Regions from separate parts of the Homo sapiens genome. Here all the other regions are linked to region 2. A link is a loop called in an ENCODE intact Hi-C map of the cell type or tissue named here. Cell type or tissue: heart right ventricle. All regions are shown on one strand. Each heading gives the region's core, and the rest is flanking DNA. Links, peaks and the distances in the headings are about the cores only.

Region 1 (5,927 bases), core at 647-5,646, 61 kb after region 2:
TACAGAAGTTAACGATCAACTCAGCATCTGTAATGCACTTCGGATGTCAGCCTACAAGAGCAGACCCAATCAACATGGTTGAGTTCACAGACAACGGTATCTAGGATGTCCGGCACACCCAGAACCTGCACTTAAGCAAACTCGTGGATAGGAAGTCCCCCAAGGCTGCTTTTCTCTAAACACTAGGTTAGGAAAAAAGAAAACTGGGAATACATTTAACCGACTCCATCAACTACATAAGAAAGCACCTTTGAGAGTGAACTTGTGTCTAATCACCACCTTGGGACCTGCCTGCATCTGAAATGAGTGAGTGATCTACAGTCACCAAGGCCCTTTCTGTTTCCCCAAAAATTCCTTTTCTAAACTCCAGCCTATTTCTTCACATTCTACTTCTTATTCAAGGCCTATGCAAATGCTAACCCTCAGTGGAGCCTCCGGCAAGCCCAGTCCCCAGGAAACACGGTCTCCCTCCCTCTTCTTCACCTGCATACCTTCTCTCACAGGAGCCTCTGGAAGTCTCCCTCAGGACCTGGCACCTTCTTGCTACATCATAAATACCTTGAGAGCACGACGCCAGCCTCATTCACCTGTTCCCACAGGTGACATGGCTCCCACCCTGGGACCAAGAGAGTCCACTGTACACATTAAACTTTAGTTTCCTCTTTTTTTTACTTTTTTTATTTTTATTTTTTTTTTTTTTGAGACGGAGGCTTGCTCTGTAGTGCGAGACCACTCAGGCAGGTGGAGTACAGTGGCGCAATATTGGCTCACTGCAACCTCTGCCTCCTGAGTTCAAGCAATTCTCCCACCTCAGTCCCCCATGTAGCTGGGATTACAGGCGTGTGCCACCATATCCAGCTGCTTTTTTTTTTTTTTTTTTGTATTTTTAATAAATAGAGACGGGGTTTCACCATGTTGCCCAGGCTGGTCTCGAACTCCCGACCTCAGAGTGATTTGCCCGCCTCAGCCTCCCAAAGTGGTGGGATTACAGGAGGAAGCCACTGCGCCCGGCCTAGTTTCCTCTTAGGTGGAGTAATCACGTCCACCTCAGAGGATTTGTAAGGGTTAGAAGGGGAAGCAGCCGGGCCGATGGAAACATGCAGGAACTATCCCAGCTGGGCCTATTGCCCTTCATTCTGGAATCTGGCAGAGCTCTGCATGGCATCTCGCATGAAACAGGCTCTAAGTATTTAATGAATAGGAGGAGACATGTCAGACAGTGGGAATAATCATGCTGATCTGCATGAGGAAAATGTGTCAAAAAACAAAAGCCAAAAAGTCACGAAGAAAGTGCTTGTAATAGAGACTAGTTTACTTGTGAGGGCTACGAATAAGTGAAGCTCAAACCACTAGGTGCCAAACATGAAAGTGGGTTCCCAGACCCCAGTGTTTGCTGACTGCAACACAGCGGTGCCTGCAGCTCACAGGGTGCTCCTCCCCGCCTCCCTAGCCCTCCTGGAGACTCCACCCATCACAGTCCCAGGTTCCAGGCAGGCTTCCCAGGCCACTCAGCTGCTGCAAGCACAATGTCCTCCTGAGGTCAACGGGCAGGTGGCAGGAGCCTCTGACCTGCTTCCCTCCACGACATGGGCACGTTCTGGGACTGCAGTTCCACAGTGGTCTCCCATGTCCCTGGAAAGCAGCCGTCCGCCTCTCCTCCACACCTGCCACACTGCTCTCACTCATCAGGAAACTTCTCATCAGAAAAACAGCTCGTGGGCCAGGCACAGTGGCTCCCGCCCGTAATCCCAGCACTTTGGGAGGCCAAGGCGGGCAGATCACCTGAGGTCGGGAGTTCAAGACCAGACTGGCCAACATGGTGAAACCCTGTCTCTATTAAAATACAAAAATTAGCTGTGCGTGGTGGCAGGCACCTGTAATCCCAGCTACTCGGGAGGCTGAGGCAGGAGAATCGCTTGAACCCAGGAGGCGGAGGTTGCAGTGAGCCAGTATCGCACCACTGCACTCCAGCCTGGGCGACAAAAGCAAAACTCTGTCTCCAAAAAAAAAAAAACAAACAACCTTTTGTGGAAAAACGAGTGTATTTTCCACTCCTCGTCTCAATAAAACCTGCGAAGACTGCTTTCATATACAGGAGTCGTGTTTTATGACAAAGGCTCCATCAAGGATGCTGTAAAATTACACACAGCCATCTCCATAATATATGGCCCCGAGAGTTACACACATGAGGTTATTGAGTTATTTTTCAAACGTCCAGACTCCTCATTTCCAATTAAGGCAGGTTGGCTGTAGCACTGTTGGAAAGCCTAAAGCTTTGTTTGCAGCCAATTCAGAGGCGACAGTTTTTCCAAGGCTACTTAGAGCTGATGAGAGAACCCCCTGTTAAAAAGATCTCCAAACCAGCAAATACATCACGGTATGATTTTAAGTCACTGCAATCCAGATCATCTTAAAAGTTCTGCAGGATTTGGAAAAACAAAGACAAATTATTAAACCAAGTGACCAGGCTGAAGCACAGGACAAGATGAAAGAGGGCCAAGAACAGGCAACACCACCACTCAAACGATCCAAGAGACTCCTGGTCTAAAAAGTTAGAGGCTTGGTCAATTTTAAGGCAGCGTCTTAACAGAAAGAATTATGCAAGCCAAGTAAACTGGCTGAGCCCCAGGGAAGGGCTGCGTACTGCCAGAGGAATGGGCTGGACTCTTTCCAGCTCCGTAATCCTGGGAGCAGCGTCGGTGTGGAAGGAACCCTGACGGCAAGCTGTTACATAAGAGCCCAGTCCTGCACTGCGGGGACATGGTCCGCTTGCTACTGGCATGCAAAGATCAAAGAGAGGAGACAGCGCTGGGATGCCAGCCCACGGCTGGGACACGTGCTGCTTCTGTGAGCATGCGCCCAGGAACAGACGCACAGACCCACCCGAACGGGGAACCGAATCTTACTTGTCCATGAGAATCCCAGGAGGGGACCAATGGGCCATCACATTGGAACCCTCTGAAACTGCACACACATTTGCAAGCATAGGTATCAGGGGAGGTAAGTGATACAGACTCTTCTAAGGGTGTGAAATGTTTGAAAAGTTGTCAATAAGCACACAGACTGACCTGATTCATTCAACAACATTTTCTCACCCAGCACACAGACTGAATAGCTTGGTACACTTGCTTCCCAGGTGTAAAACTACCTGCTTAATAACAATGCCTTCTCAGCTGGGTGACACCGCACTGATGAGCCAGTTCACTGGAGGACTGCTGGGGTGGTGCGGCAAGACTGTTTCAACGCACTACGTCCCGAGCACGCAGCATTCATCTTGTGCATATCCTTCATGACAAAACAAGTATGCACAAAGCACTGCTGCCGCACACCAGACACAGCGGCCTCTGGACAGGAAGCACCAATCTTCAGTCAAAGAATGACCGACCGACATGCAAACTCTGGTTGTTCGGACATGAGTACTGGCAGATCATTTCTAAAAAATGAAGGAAAGACAGCTGCAAGTTCAGCCAGAACACCTCAACAACTTGTTGTCAATGTGAAAATTCAAGCTTTCAAAGATAAGAATTTTGGAAAACTCCAAGAGCAGACAGCTTCTGAAGAACTAAAAGTCTCCCTGGAAGAGACAGGTGCTGCTTTCTGATGTAGTAAAATCAAGTGGATCCACGTCGGGAGATGCACACGAGTCCCGGGCACCCAATCGGCCCTTGGGTGCACACTGTGTGCTGACCTGGGTCACCTCCAGATGTGGACACACAGGCACACTCCCACACACACGCGACGGAGCCGCACTCGCCGCAAGAGAGACCAAAGGGAAGCCCTGAGACTCCCCTGCTGCTGGAAACGCTCACAGCACAAACACCTGCTGGGTTTTGGTGTCGTATCAATGAAAATCTCCATAATTATATCAAAAAGCTATTTATTAAAAATATGCTTCCATTTTCCCACTAGATTTTTTTTTTGTATACTTCAACTAGAACAACATATTTACCACAGACTGATGCAGGAACAGCGAGGAGAACCCTGCTGTCTTCTATGAAGCCACACATTAATGGGGTTTGTACAATTTTAAGGAAATGCTCCTCTAATTGCTATTTGTTGTTGTTGCTGTTGTTTTTGGGACGGAGTTTTACTCTGTCGCCCAGGCTGGAGTGCAATGGCGCCATCTTGGCTCACTGCAACCTCCGCCTCCCAGGTTCACGCCGTTCTCCTGCCTCAGCCTCCCGAGTAGCTGGGACTACAGGTGTCCACCACCACACCCGGCTAATTTTTATATTTTTAGTAAAGACGGGGTTTCACCATGTTGGTCAGGCTGGTCTCAAACTCCTGACCTCAGGTGATCCAGCTGCCTCGGTTTCCCAGAGCACTGGTGGGATTATAGGCATGAGCCAGGGGACTTGACCAGATCACTAATTTTTTATACTGGAAAATACAGGATTTTTTTTTTTTTAAAGAATGTGCTGCTTATATGCAATGGGCTTATTATTCCTGTTGTTAATTGGAATTGGTATACAGACATTTTCCAATCCTTCAGGTTTCAACTGGCAAATGCCAGCAGACATACCCACAGAGCCAGAGCTCCTCAGGCTCCTCCACGTCCAACGGCGTCTCACAGTCCTGAGGATGAGGACCTGGGTGAGGGGAGCACGGGAGACACAGCCATCAAGGCATCCACCTCCAGGACAGACACCAGCCAAGAACCCCCTCAGGGCAAGGCCTCTCACAAGTCCAACTCCACGGATTCCACCGTAAGTGCTGTCAACTGGATGCGCATTTACAAAATCTGAGTTTTCTCAAAGAAGCTGAAGCTTTCCGTGTCCTCAGTGATTCTGGACTCCCAGCGCCGTACCACTCCCTGCCAGCCACACAGGGGGACCCACAGGAAGCAGGCCTTCCCCGTGGCGGGCCTTGCTGCTATCCGCGCTCCTTTCTGTGCAGTCGTCCCTGACGGGGAAGGGTTGAGCCCAGCCAAGTGGATCCCTGGCTGCAGGACAAAGGTGTGCATGGCAAGGGGCCCACCTGCCTCAGGCTGAGGCATAAACTTTCCCTTTTCACTCAGGAAGGGTAAGACACAGTTCCCAGTTTTACAGTGTGCTTTTGTGGATGCTGACCCGGTACTGCTCTTGGAATGTCAAGATGAAGATGATGCAGAAGCCTCTCCTCTGAGCATCTTCTGATTGACAGGCAAGGGACTGGAGTGGAGCCCTTGGCAGCAGGCGGTGGCCAGGGACAAGCGGCCCGTGCCACGTCTCCCAGCTAGCTCACCACCAGCACACAAACCTTCGTCCTGGGCATGGGACTCTCCATCCCTGGTCAAAGCAGGTGCCTCGGGTGGCAACACAGGACCCTCAGACACTGATCTCCTGTTGTTGAATCGGTGCAATATTCACCCACCAAAAACAACCACAAAGCGCCTGTCACCAGTGACAATGTAGCACTGTCTATGTGAATAAAATTAAATTGTGTTTGGAGAATCTGGTGACGCTGTGAAACAGCTGAAGATTACCTGTAACCTCAGCGCTCTGGGAGGCTGACAAGAGGGACACTGTGAAACAGCTGAAGACTACCTGTGACCTCAGCACTCTGGGAGGCTGACATGAGGGACACTGTGAAACAGCTGAAGATTACCTGTGACCTCAGCACTCTGGGAGGCTGACATGAGGGACACTGTGAAACAGGTGAAGATTACCTGTGACCTCAGCACTCTGGGAGGCTGACATGAGGGACACTGTGAAACAGCTGAAGACTACCTGTGACCTCAGCACTCTAGGAGGCTGACATGAGGGACGCTGTGAAACAGATGAAGATTACCTGTGATCTCAGCACTCTGGGAGGCTGACAAGAGGGACACTGTGAAACAGCTGAAGATTACCTGTAACCTCAGCACTCTGGAAGGCTGACATGAGGACTGCTTGAGCCCAGGAGTGTGAGACCAGCCTGGGCAACACAGGGAGACCCCATCTCTTAAA
Region 2 (5,927 bases), core at 313-5,312:
GATACCGCTGGGTGTGTGGTGACACTGAGAAAGTTCAAGGCACCCAGCGATTCAGGAGATAGAGATTTATAGATATGTATTTAGGTACAGGGTCTCCTCTGTCGCCCAGGCTGCAGTGTAATTAAATAATCACAGCTCCCTACAGCCTCGAACTCCTGGGTTCAAGGGATCCTCCTGCCTCAGCCTCCCAAAATATTGGGGCTACAGGCATGAACCACCACACCTAGCCTGTGTGCTATTTTTATTTTCATTTAGTCTAAGATACGGTGATGGTTTTGAATGTTTTCGGCGGATGCAATGGTGTGGACTCGGGTTTGGTTCCGGGTTAACGGGCTGGGGTGGCTCCTGCACGTGGGCCCCACATGCTGGGAACCGTCATCACCACTGTGTTCACCACACTCTCTCTTAAGAAGGGCACACAAAACATTCAAAAAAAATTTAAAAACTCAGTAGCATGCAGTGGCTGATGCCTCTAATCCCAGAACTTTGGGAGGCTGAGGTGGAAGGGATCATTCGATCCCAGGAGTTTGAGACCAGACTGGGCAACATGGCAAGATTCCATCTCCATATTAAAAAAAAAAGATAATAATCTTAAAAGACACAATTCCAGAAGCTGCAGAATGTGTCACAGAAATGACTTCCTTACGTATTAAAGAATCCTCACAATAAAGGATCATTTTACAAGCAGACTATAAACACTGAAACAGACAAAAAACTAAAAACCCAACTCATGAGAAACACCTGGTGAACGCTCTTCAGCTCCGTGAAGTCCTGGGATGGCCCAAGCACCTCTGGTGGGCTGTACCTTTTCAGAAAGAAACACTGAGCCCCCCAAGTCCCCGAGGACAGAGATGCCTTACAGCTCCACACGTCCCTCCACAACGGCAGCACCTGTACCCGCAGCTCTGGGGAGAAATGACACCTGCAGGCCAAGACAAATGCAAGAAAACAGCCTCGTCTGCTCACTGATTCTCACCAACTTCCTCTATAAAATGAGGACAAGAACCCATTCTCCTAAAGGATTTTGTGGGGATTAAATGAAAAAGCACTATCTAAATCCAAGTTATCATCACTGTAATGGCTTTAGAAAAAAGCAAACGACAAACACAACGAGAGAGGCGCTGAGACCAGGCAGGGCTCTCCTCCGGCAGGGCCTGGTCTGCACTGCCCTCTCTGAGGAAAGTGCCCCGCTGCCCTGACCTCCCTAGTTTCACACCTCCACACCTCCAAGGAGGTTATCCTGGTACAACTGAGAAAGCAAGCAATTCCCTTAGAAACGTCCATTTCTTTCCTTTATGCTCAAATGTTTTATTACTCCTTAGGGCTGCTTTGTTTTTTAACGCAAGGGTCCACAGTTGAGAACGTAGTTACAAACTCAAGAAACGAGCTGCAACAGAACAGCGGGGCTGCTCCACGCTTCTCAGCCATTTTCCCATCCTGTGCACCCGGGGAATTTCACACGTGGTCCCCCAGAGTGACAGGGAACCCCCAGGGAAGAAGGGCCCCTGTGGGGCATGCAGAAAAACGCCTGCCCCCTGGTGTGAGGTCACAGACTCAGTGGCCAAGCTCAACAATGCTCTGGGAACTCCAGTCAAAGATGCATCACAACTTTTGGGTCATGCCTAAGGTCAATTCCAGAATCATTTTAGCATGTTAAACAGACACTGAAAATAAAACATATTTTATTTTTTAAAGCAGCTTTAGGTTCACAGCAAAATTGAGCATGAAGTACAGAGGGTTCCCCTGCACCCCCGGGCTCAGCATCCCCACGAGAGTGGCCGTTTGTTACAGCTGAGACCCCCCTGGACACAGCATCATCACCCACAGGCCGCACGACCTCAGGGTCCACCGGGTGCTGTGCAGTCTATGGTTGGACGAACGTATCCTGATGTGGACCCACCGTTGTGGTATCATACAGAGTAGTTTCACTGCCCCAGGTCCCCCGTGTTCCTGCTGCACAACCCTCCGTCCCTCCCTCTCCCCAGCCCCTGGCGTCACTGATCTTTGTGCTGTCTGCACAGTTTTGCCCTTTCCTGGATGTCAGAGTCGGAACCCTACAGTGTGTAGTCCTTGGAGACGGGCTGCTTTCACTCAGGCCTGGCAGCTCGTCTGTTTTTAGGGCCTTGTAATAGTCTGTCGTCTGGATGGACCTTGGTTGACTGATCCATTCACCCTCTGCAGGACATCTTGGCTGCTTCCAAGTTTTGGCAATTATGAATAAAGCCATTTTGTGAAAGTGAAATAATACAGAACAGGAAACATTAGGGGGCACTGCACACCATCACAGAAAGGGACGGTATTATTCTGTGAGTATGTTCCCAGTATGTGGGCGTGTGTTGTGAACAGAGAGATAAACTACTTTCTCACCACTGGAAGCAGTCAGGACAATTCAAATGCTGGCCTAACTGGTTAAGAGCCCTCAATCTGTGGTCAGATATATCTAAGTTTCTCAATCTATAAAATACAGAAATAAGGCCAGGTGCAGTGGCTCAAGCCTGTAAAACAAGCACTTTGGAAGGCTGAGGTGGGTGGATCACTTAAGCCCAGTTCAAGACCAGCCTGGGTAACATGATGAAACCCTGTGTTTTAAAAAAAAAAAAAAAAAAAAAAAAAAAAACAGAGAGAGAGAGAAAGAAAGAAAAAACACTGTTCCCAAGCTGCGGGCTCAGGACAATGTCTGATGCCTGGCCTAGCCCTCATCAATGGCCTTCACAATCCCTGCTGACTGGGAGTCAACCCCCAGTGAGTGTACTGCCAATACGGCCAAGTTTCTGAAGTTGGTGACATGTGAGGGTACCCCAAGACTGAACAGAAACAACCTCCTCTCAGGTTCTGAGTGGGTCCAGCTCTTCTTACCCCTCCAAGCCTGCCATTCTCTGAGGAGTCCTCTCTTCCTCCACTGCTCTGCTTCCTCTCACAAAGGGGGAGTGTCCCACCACGTCCAACTCCAGGCTGGCAAAGTGACGAGAAAACACCCCACCCATGTGGGCAGTGGGCATGCGGCATGCTATGGGGCCATGAGAAGCAGCCAGGTGGGTAGGCCAGACCCTGACCCAGAGCAAGCAGAGCCCAGCGCAGTCTCAGCCACGCTCCATGAGGGGCCACATCCACGAGGGCCCAGGAGCAACATCCCAGGCACACCCCAGGGATGAGCAGCACAGGCCGCCAACCACGTCATACCACACTCACTTGTGCAAAACACCCTCAAACTGCAAAAAGCCCACCCACGTGTCCACCAGCAGAAGAGCAAATGAGTCCAGGTGGCCCACAACACACGGGGCGCACGTGTCCATAGACAGCACACTGGATTCGAAGAGCCAGACACGAGTGTGTCTGCTGTGGCCTTCTGCATGCATGAGGGCCCCATGGTGCTGGGGGCCAGGCAGACAGTCAAGCAGCAGAGTGGAGGGGAGGTCCAGGAGGAGATCCCACAGGTACATGTGACATGAGCTCTATCGTATGTGCACCTAAGATGTGTGCCATTTCCTCCACGGATGTTATACCGCAAAGAACAATAAAAAACGACTAACACTGATTGCTGACCACCTCCCCAAATAACTAATCAGGACACACCCTGATGCCCCATGTCCGGCCTGTGGGGGCACTGTGGAAAGCACAGGAAGTGAGCTCAGTGCGTGCCTTCCCCATTGTCCTGGCGTTCCATGCAGGCTGGGAGACGCGGGTGACAGCCTCACACCACCCCTGTTCCCAGAAGAGGCCAGTGCACCCCCAAGCAGGGGCTGCAACAGGGCTGCACAGAGGGCTCCAGTTCCTTCCAGCACAGGAACAAATCCACACCGAGGCATCCGTGAGTCCCACAGGTCCCAGAAGCATGGGAGCAGCTTGAGGCCTCTGCATTCAGGGGTCTCTGCCGTCCTGAGCTTCAGGATGAGTGGGTTCCCACCTAGCACGCAGTACGCAGTGGGTTAGGGCAGGTGCTCTCCCTCCTCTCCCTATGAACGCTATACCACTCCCATGAAAGCCTGTGCGTGCTGCCTCAGGACCCTGTAGCAGAACAGCGAGTGACGTCGCTTTGGCAGGGAACCTTTGGTTTGCAAAGCCCCGTCACACACACAAGCTGAGGTAAGATGACAAGTCTGTGTCTCTGCACCTCAGCTGAGCCCTCAGGACACAGCACATGAGCGCCCAGGGGCCTGCAAACAGCAAGGACCAAGGCATCACTGACCGTGACAGGCCCCAGTGTGTGACAGTGAGAGGCCCCAGTGTGGGTTCTCACAAGCTTGTTTTACGGTTTGACCCAGAGAGTACCTGTGAGTTTCCCCTACAGCTGGTGCTTCTAAAGGGCTAGGAGAAACGCAGGGCAGGATCCCCACACGCCAGCAGCTGACTGGCCAGACCCCTGCCTGTGCTGAGGCATCCGCCGCAAACATGACCGTGCAACATGCTTCAAGATGCCCTGTGACTCTCTCAGATGGGTCTTTTATTAGAGTTTCTAAATAAAGAAGTGATGGCCAACATCACAGGAAACCTTAGATACTATTCCTGCCAGTTGGTTTGAAAAAGCTTTAACTGTTAATTTGCTGATCGTTTTCAGCCACACGGTTTTCTGCCATGTAATCCACAGAACCCAGGCCTCTGGCCACTTGTCCAGGATACCTCTGGAGCTCAGAGCCACTGTCCTTGTGGGCTACTCAAGACTTGAGGGGTTCAGGCAAGAGCCACATCAACAGAGCTGGACCTGGTGCCTGGCTGGGAGCAGGTGCCGGGGAGCAGCCACCAAATGCACACACGCCAGGGCACGCAACTGCCCGCACCTCCAAGATTGTCGTCAGACCTAGAGGCGGGTGTGCGTCCACAGACAGCACACTGGATTCAAAGACCCAGGAAGGAAGGAGTCTGTTTGCTGTGGGCTTCTGTGGTGCTAGGGACCAGGTGAACACTGAAGGAGGGGCCAGACGGAGTCCAGGAGGACTCCTGTAGCAGGACATTGCCCAGATTTCTCACAATGTCCTCTACAATTAAGAGCACAACCACTGTTCCTTCTGCACTGGTGGGAACCCAGCACTTCAATGAGACACAAGGTTAAAGTGACGCTTTGTAAGGACGGAAAGCCACCTGTGGGCACCACACCCCCCGGGTGGGCCACGACAGGGAGCACAGGCACTAGGAGACCCGGCCTGTCCTAAAAGCACGCCCTACAAGGAGTCCCCACTCTCTACCTATCTGCTTCTAATGTTCTGACTACATGAGAGATGATAAAAGGGTTTCAATACAAGTGTAACATTTTAAATATAAAGGAATGTCTTTCCATTAGAAAACAACTGCAGGCCGGGCGCGGTGGCTCACGCCTGTAATCCCAGCACTCTGGGAGGCTGGGTGCGGTGGCTCATGCCTGTAATCCTAGCACTTTAGGAGGCCGAGACAGGTGGATTGCTTGAGCTCAGGAGGTGGAGACTAGCCTGGGCAACATGGTGAAACCCTGGCTCTACCAAAAAAAAAAAAAAAAAAAAAAAAAAAAATTAGCCAGGTGTGGTGGTGCACACCTGCAGTCCCAGCTATTTGGGAGGCTGAGATGGGAGGATTGCTTGAACCTGGCAGGCACAGGCTGCAGTGAGTTGAGATCACACCACTCTACTCCACCCTGGGCAACAGAGTGAGACCCTGTCTCAAAAAACAAAAAACAAAAAACTGCAAATTAAAACGCCAAACGCACAGATTAATGGAGGAAGCCCCATGCCCAAATGCTCCCAAGGAAACGTCAGAAAGGAGAGGACTTCAGGTGGCTCGGAATCCTCCGCCACGTGACCAAGCCCAGCTGAGCACTGGGTCTCATTGGATTTGCCATCAGACACTCACAGTTTTTGTCACTGTTAACCCTACTGCACAATACATGAACATGGTCTAAGCAATTCTTTTTTTTTTTTTTTTTTTTTTTTTTTGAGACAGTCTCCCTCTGTCGCCCAGGC
Region 3 (5,927 bases), core at 647-5,646, 220 kb after region 2:
TTTTAGAGTAGGAATTTTTTTTTCTTTTTTTTTTTGAGACAAAGTCTTGCTCTGTCACCCAGGCTGGAGTGCGATGGCGACATCTTGGCTCACTGCAACCTCTGCCTCCCGGGTTCCAGTGATTCTCCTGCCTCAGCCTCCCGAGTAGCTGCGACTGCAGGCATGCACCAACACACTCGGCTTTTCTTTTTTTTTTTTTTTTGAGATGGAGTCTCTCTCTGTCACGAGGCTGGAGTGCAGTGGTGCAATCTCAGCTTACTGCCACCTCCACCTCCCCAGTTCAAGCATTCTCCTGTCTCAGCCTCCCAAGTGTCTGGGATTACAGGCACGCGTCACCATGCCCAGCTAATTTTTGTATTTTTAGTAGAGGTGGGGTTTTACCACATTGGCCAGGCTGGTCTTGAACTCCTGACCTCAGGTGATCCGCCTGCCTCGGCCTCCCCAAGTGTTGGGATTACAGGCGTGAGCCACAGCCCCACGCTGATTATAGTGTTAGATGTAGAAAAGTTGCAGGCGCGGTGCAGAGAGCTCCCTGCCACCCTGCCTCGCTCCCGTGGAGGCCCCCATGGGGCAGTCCTCCCACCTGAGGAGCCCCCGCCGACCCGCGGTGTTGGGTCCACACGTGATTCAGATGTGCTGAGTCTCCCCAGTGTCCTTTCCGGTCTTGGGAGTCCACATGGCGTTTGATCGCCCATCTTCTTAGGCTCCTCTGGGGTGACAGTTCCTCAGACCTCCCTTGTTTTGAGGGCTCTGGCAGTTTTGAGGATTGGTCTCATGTTTTGTAGGACGTTCCTCAGTTGCGATTGTCTGATGTGTTTCTCACAGTGGGCAGAGCTGGAGTGAACGTTTTTGTCCCTGGGTTTGGTAACTGCTGCTTAGAACTCAGGAGAGGTGCACGGCTCTTTGTCCCATGTTGTGAACAGATGGGTAGGCAGTGGATAGGTAGTTGTTTCTTCAGCCTCCCCTTGTGTCTTTCAAGCGAGCACTGTGTGTCACGTGGGGATCGTGTTTGGGGCCCTTAGACTGTCGTCCCCAGCCAGCAGCAGCCGCCTCTGGGCAGGTGTGGGCGGTGCCGTCCCCGGCTGAAGCAGGCCTGCCTGTGGACCCATGCTCATCACGGTTGACAAAGCAGCTCTGCAGAGCTCGGGCACATCACAGTGGGAGCCACAACGGGAGCAAAGCTGCAGGCAAGGCTTCTCACTGGCTGAGGAGTGGTGTGTCTGCCCCGTGTATGAACTGTCAGCTACTCACACACTCAGTGGGTTGCAGAACTTAGTAAAATCCCACACCAGCCCTAGAGAGGAAGTGTTTGTCTCTTGCAATACAGCCACAGGTAAATCACCCTAGCTTCAGGGGTTACCATTTTCTTTAGAAAATCTGGAAGAGTGAGGAAAGGAGCAGGTAATTAACAACAACAACAACAAAAAATCTGGAAGAGTTCTGCCTTCACAGAAACCAGTGAAATGTGGCTGTGGCAGTGTTTTCTGTGGTCTGGCCAGGCCACCCCAGGGGCAGGTCCACCGGCACAGGACAGTCGGTGTCTCAAGTGTTTTCCAGGATCCCACCTAGAATGGCAGAAATTCACTTCCCCAACTTGAGAGGTCCCAGCTCACACAACTTCGCCTCAGATTCCTTCTCCCAGTGCTGCTCTCCTCAATCAGGAGGGTTCAGCATTTTACCCATCTCCTTCCCTGTAGACACACACGTCTTGTTTGGTGAAAGAAATTGCAGTTGCCAAAAATAAGCCAAGATTTTGAATAGAAGTAGAAAAATTAATGAGGCTGGCCGCCGGAAAATCATTTATGAGGTTGAGATGGGGGTGATTCTTCTTTCGGAGCTGCCTCCGTGCCTCCGCTTCCCTGGGAAAGTGGCCTGTCCTGGGTGTCCTGCACACAGACAGGCCCTCACGCCTCTTGCCACCTCCCCAGGACATAGAGATGCTCTGTCTGCCCTGGGGACTCACACACTGCTATGCCTGTTCTTTCTAGCTGGCAAACGCCCTTCTGGAAAAGGAAGTGATAAACTATGAGGACATTGAGGCTCTCATTGGCCCGCCGCCCCATGGGCCGAAGAAAATGATCGCACCGCAGAGGTGGATCGACGCCCAGAGGGAGAAACAGGACTTGGGCGAGGAGGAGACCGAAGAGACCCAGCAGCCTCCACTTGGAGGCGAAGAGCCGACTTGGCCCAAGTAGTTGGGAGGTGTTGGCTGCACGTGCGGGTGGTCCGGGAAGTGAGGGCTCACTCAGCCACCCTGAGTTGCTTTTCAGCTGAGGTTTGCACTTCCTCTCGCGGCCCTCAGTAGTCCCTGCACAGTGACTTCTGAGATCTGTTGATTGATGACCCTTTTCATGATTTTAAGTTTCTCTGCAGAAACTACTGACGGAGTCCTGTGTTTGTGAGTCGTTTCCCCTATGGGGAAGGTTATCAGTGCTTCCCGAGTGAGCATGGAACACTTCGAGTTCCCAGGGTTATAGACAGTCGTTCCCAGTGTGGCTGAGGCCACCCAGAGGCAGCAGAGCATTCAGACTCCAAACAGACCCCTGTTCATGCCGACGCTTGCACGACCGCCCCAGTTCCTGTGGCTCCCTCGGAATGCTAAGGGGATCGGACATGAAAGGACCCTGTGAGCCGATTGTCCTATCTCCAGCGGCCCTGTCATCCAGCTCACTCATCAATGGGGCCAGTCAGGCCCAGGCACTGGGCTCCGGAGGACTCACCACTGCCCCCTGCTGCCATGTGGACTGGTGCAAGTTGAGGACTTCTTGCTGGTCTAGTCACGCATGCAGTGTTGGGGATGCCTTGGTTTTTACTGCTCTGAGAATTGTTGAGATACTTTACTAATAAACTGTGTAGTTGGAAAATCTACATTTGCATTGTCTGGCCAGCTCTAATGCAGAGGAGCTGGTGGGCTTGCCCTGGATCACAGGGTCTTGTGGTTTCAGTTTATAATTTGAGTAATGCAGGGACTAAGTGAAAAACTCCTTCTGTAGGAATCTGGGGCCTGGACCCCGTAGGGATAGAAGACGACCCAGGACACCCTGGCCCTGAGTTCCGGGGCATGCGGCTCCCACTCCGGCCCCCTTGCTTCTGCCCTCCCTGTGGTGCAGTGACGTGAGTGGATTGTCCTCTTGTTGCTGCAACACTGAAACGCTGGCGGAGCAGTAAGGAGGCAGCCACAGGTGCAGTCACACACCCGAGGGTGGCATCTCTGAGAGATGCCTTGACCTTTGCCCCAGTTCTCCAAATCCAAAGACCAGCACATCGATGGGAGGGTTTTAGCTGGTGTAGCCAAGGGTAGTGTCCTCGGTAATTGTTTTTTTTTTGCTGTTGTGTTGGTTTTTGGCAGAGTCTTGCTCTGTCGCCCAGGCTAGAGTGCAGTGGCGCCATCTCGGCTCACTGCAGCCTCGATCTTCTGGGCTCAAGCAATCCTCCTGACTCAGCCTCCCAAGTAGCTGGGACCGCAGGCACGCACCATTATGCCCGACTAATTTTTGTACTTTTTGTAGAGACAGGGCTAGACTCGAATTTCTGAGTTCAAGTGATCCTCCTGCCTTGGCCTCCCAATGTGTTGGGATTACAGGTGTGAGCCACTGTGCCAAGCCTTTTGTGAAATTAATTTATTATTTTTTAATTATTATTTGTTTTTGGAGATGGAATCTTGCTCTGTAGTCCAGGCTGGAGTGCAGTGGCACGATCTTGGGTCAGTGCAACCTCCGCCTCCCGGGTTCACGCCATTCTCCTGCCTCAGCCTCCCAAGTAGGTGGGACCACAGGCGCCTGCCACCACGCCCGGCTAATTTTTTGTATTTTTAGTAGAGTCGGGGTTTCACCATGTTAGCCAGGATGGTCTCGATCTCCTGACCTCGTGATCTGCCTGCCTTGGGCTCCCAAAATGCTGGGATTACAGGTGTGAGCCAGCACGCCCAGCTCTTAAATTTTTCATTTTTGAGACGGAGGCTTAACTCTGTCACCCAGGCTGGAGTGCAGTGGTGCAGTCTCGACTCACTGTAACCTCTGCCTCCTGGGTTCAAGTGATTCCCCTGTCCTACTCTCTGGAGTAGCTAGGATTACAGGTGTACACAACCACACATGGCTAATTTTTGTATTTTTAGTAGAGGCGGGATTTTGCCATGTTGGCTAGGCCGGTCTCCAACTCCTGACCTCAGGTGATCCACCCGCCTCGGCCTCCCAAAGTGCTGGGATTTACAGGCATGAGCCACCGTGCCTGGCCTGTGAAATACTTTTTTTTCTTTTTGAGACTGAGTCTTGCTCTGTTGCCCAGGCTAGAGTGCAGTAATGTGATCTTGGCTCACTGCAACCTCTGCCTCCCCAGTTCAAGCAATTCTGGTGACTCAGCCTCCTAAGTAGCTAGGATTACAGGCATGCGCCACCACGCCCAGCTTTTTTGTATTTTTAGTAGAGACAGGGTTTCACCATCTTAGCCAGGGTGATCTCAAACTCTTGACCTCGGCTGATCCGCCCACCTCAGCCTCCCAAAGTGCTGGAACTGTGAAATTCTTAAAATGTGGATTACGTTGGCCAGGCACGGTGGCTCACGCCTGTAATCCCAGCACTTTGGGAGGCCCAGGCGGGCGGATCGCGAGGTCAGGAGATCGAGACCATCCTGGCTAACACAGTGAAACCCCGTCTGTACTAAAAATACAAAAAATCAGCTGGGCGTGATGGTGGGCGCCTGTAGTCCCAGCTACTTGGGAGGCAGAGGCAGGAGAATGGCGTGAACCCGGGAGGCAGAACTTGCAGTGAACAGAGATCGCACCACTGAACTCCAGCCTGGGCAACAGAGGGAGACTCCGTCTCAAAAAAAAAAAATAATAATAAGTTTTACCAGGAGGAAGCGTGGTGATTGGGTGAGGGTAGGGAAGAAAGAGGGTTATTGGGATTTAAAGGTTTCCAGGTAGCAGTAAGATGGATGGTGCCTTCACAGACTTATACTAGAGAAGAGATGGCTTTTTGTTGATGCTTTTCTTTGTGAAGGAAGGCAGTAGGCACAGCAGGTCAGAGTGTGACATTTTCAGTCGGGTACCCCTGACCTTAGAGAAGTCACCTAATCCTGGGCCAAGGGAAAGCGACAGAGGCCAACAGTAACTCCGTCTACTAAAATACCAAAAATTAGCAGGGTGTGGCGGCGGGCGCCTGTAATCCCAGCTACTCGGGAGGCTGAGGCAGAATTGCTTGAACCTGGGACGCGGAGGCTGCAGTGAGCCGAGATCGCGCCATTGCACTCCAGCCTGGGCGACGGAGCGAGACTCCGTCTCCAAAAAAAAAAAACAAAAAAAAAAACCACAAATGTTCTAAATGGATGGGAGGAGAATAAACGCTGGAACGACAAGGACGAAGGCCTTAGGTTGCGCAAACTCGGATGTCACTGAAGTTTTTCTGCCTTTGCGCTGCAAACGTGTCTCACAAATGTGAACAAACAGAATTCCTCGGGCGTCGCCCGTTCGCCGTCGGCCCAGATACCGGACTCGCGCGCGTTAGCCCGCAAGACAGGACTCGGCCGCGGCCCGCGCAGCGGCTGAAGCGCCGGGGCAGTAACGGCGGACGTCAAGCAAGTCCGGCCGTCGGTTACTCAGGGCCCAGGAATCACGGCCGCCCCGCCGCATTCTCAGCGGCAACATGTCTGCGACGGCGGCCCTAGGGCTGCCGGGAGAGCCGCGGCGACGTCAGTTCCTCCTTTCGGGGCTCTGATTGGTCAGAGCGCCCGGCGCTTCTGGTTGGCCGGCCCTGCTATCATCCCAGAGTGCATTGCGGGGCCGCTTCCTTTCCGCTCGGCTGTTTTCCTGCGCAGGAGGTGAGGGAGACTGGGTCCTGGCCTTTGGGCATCATCCAGCGCCATCGGCCTGGCGCTTCAGCCAACGCGGGAGTGGATGGGCCCCTTCTTCTTCGCAGACAGCGTTCGGCCGC

The links. Hi-C counts contacts between places; a loop is a spot of excess contacts. Peaks named below come from ENCODE experiments on the same cell type or tissue, not always from the same donor. Only the 100,000 strongest peaks of a DNase experiment are listed, where the experiment ranks them.
Region 1: it touches region 2 in a loop (2.0-fold over the local background); 13 of 110 quality-filtered maps call a loop at or near these places.
Region 3: a loop joins it to region 2, with 7 times the contacts of the local background. A loop is called at or near these places in 66 of 110 quality-filtered maps.

What each region holds. Positions count from the first base shown.
Region 1 is chr16:89,392,629-89,398,555 of GRCh38, forward strand. All of the region lies in intron 2 of ANKRD11 (ankyrin repeat domain containing 11), which reads right to left. The region is part of intron 1 of LOC128462377; the gene reads right to left. Among named protein-coding and RNA genes, the nearest start is that of ANKRD11, 95 kb to the right of the region's middle. RefSeq lists an enhancer at 2,306-3,244. In heart right ventricle, for the core only: no CTCF peak of the experiment used is centred there; DNase peaks (open chromatin) are centred at 1,528 and 2,673; H3K4me3 peaks cover 1,070 bases; H3K27ac peaks cover 1,814 bases.
Region 2 is chr16:89,331,557-89,337,483 of GRCh38, forward strand. The region is part of intron 2 of ANKRD11 (ankyrin repeat domain containing 11); the gene reads right to left. All of the region lies in intron 1 of LOC128462377, which reads right to left. Among named protein-coding and RNA genes, the nearest start is that of ZNF778, 120 kb to the left of the region's middle. RefSeq lists silencers at 4,126-4,255, 5,303-5,506. In heart right ventricle, for the core only: CTCF peaks have their summits at 2,277 (motif pointing right) and 3,576; a DNase peak (open chromatin) is centred at 2,276; H3K4me3 peaks cover 638 bases; H3K27ac peaks cover 4,592 bases.
Region 3 is chr16:89,554,899-89,560,825 of GRCh38, forward strand. It overlaps SPG7 (SPG7 matrix AAA peptidase subunit, paraplegin), which reads left to right. Exons shown (of 17, transcript NM_003119.4): 17 at 1,989-2,868. The coding sequence ends at 2,195. RPL13 (ribosomal protein L13) reads left to right here and starts at 5,784. Exons shown (of 6, transcript NM_000977.4): 1 at 5,784-5,814. RefSeq lists a silencer at 4,226-4,445 and an enhancer at 5,767-5,876. In heart right ventricle, for the core only: CTCF peaks have their summits at 2,732 (motif pointing left) and 2,943; a DNase peak (open chromatin) is centred at 2,733; H3K4me3 peaks cover 1,208 bases; H3K27ac peaks cover 756 bases.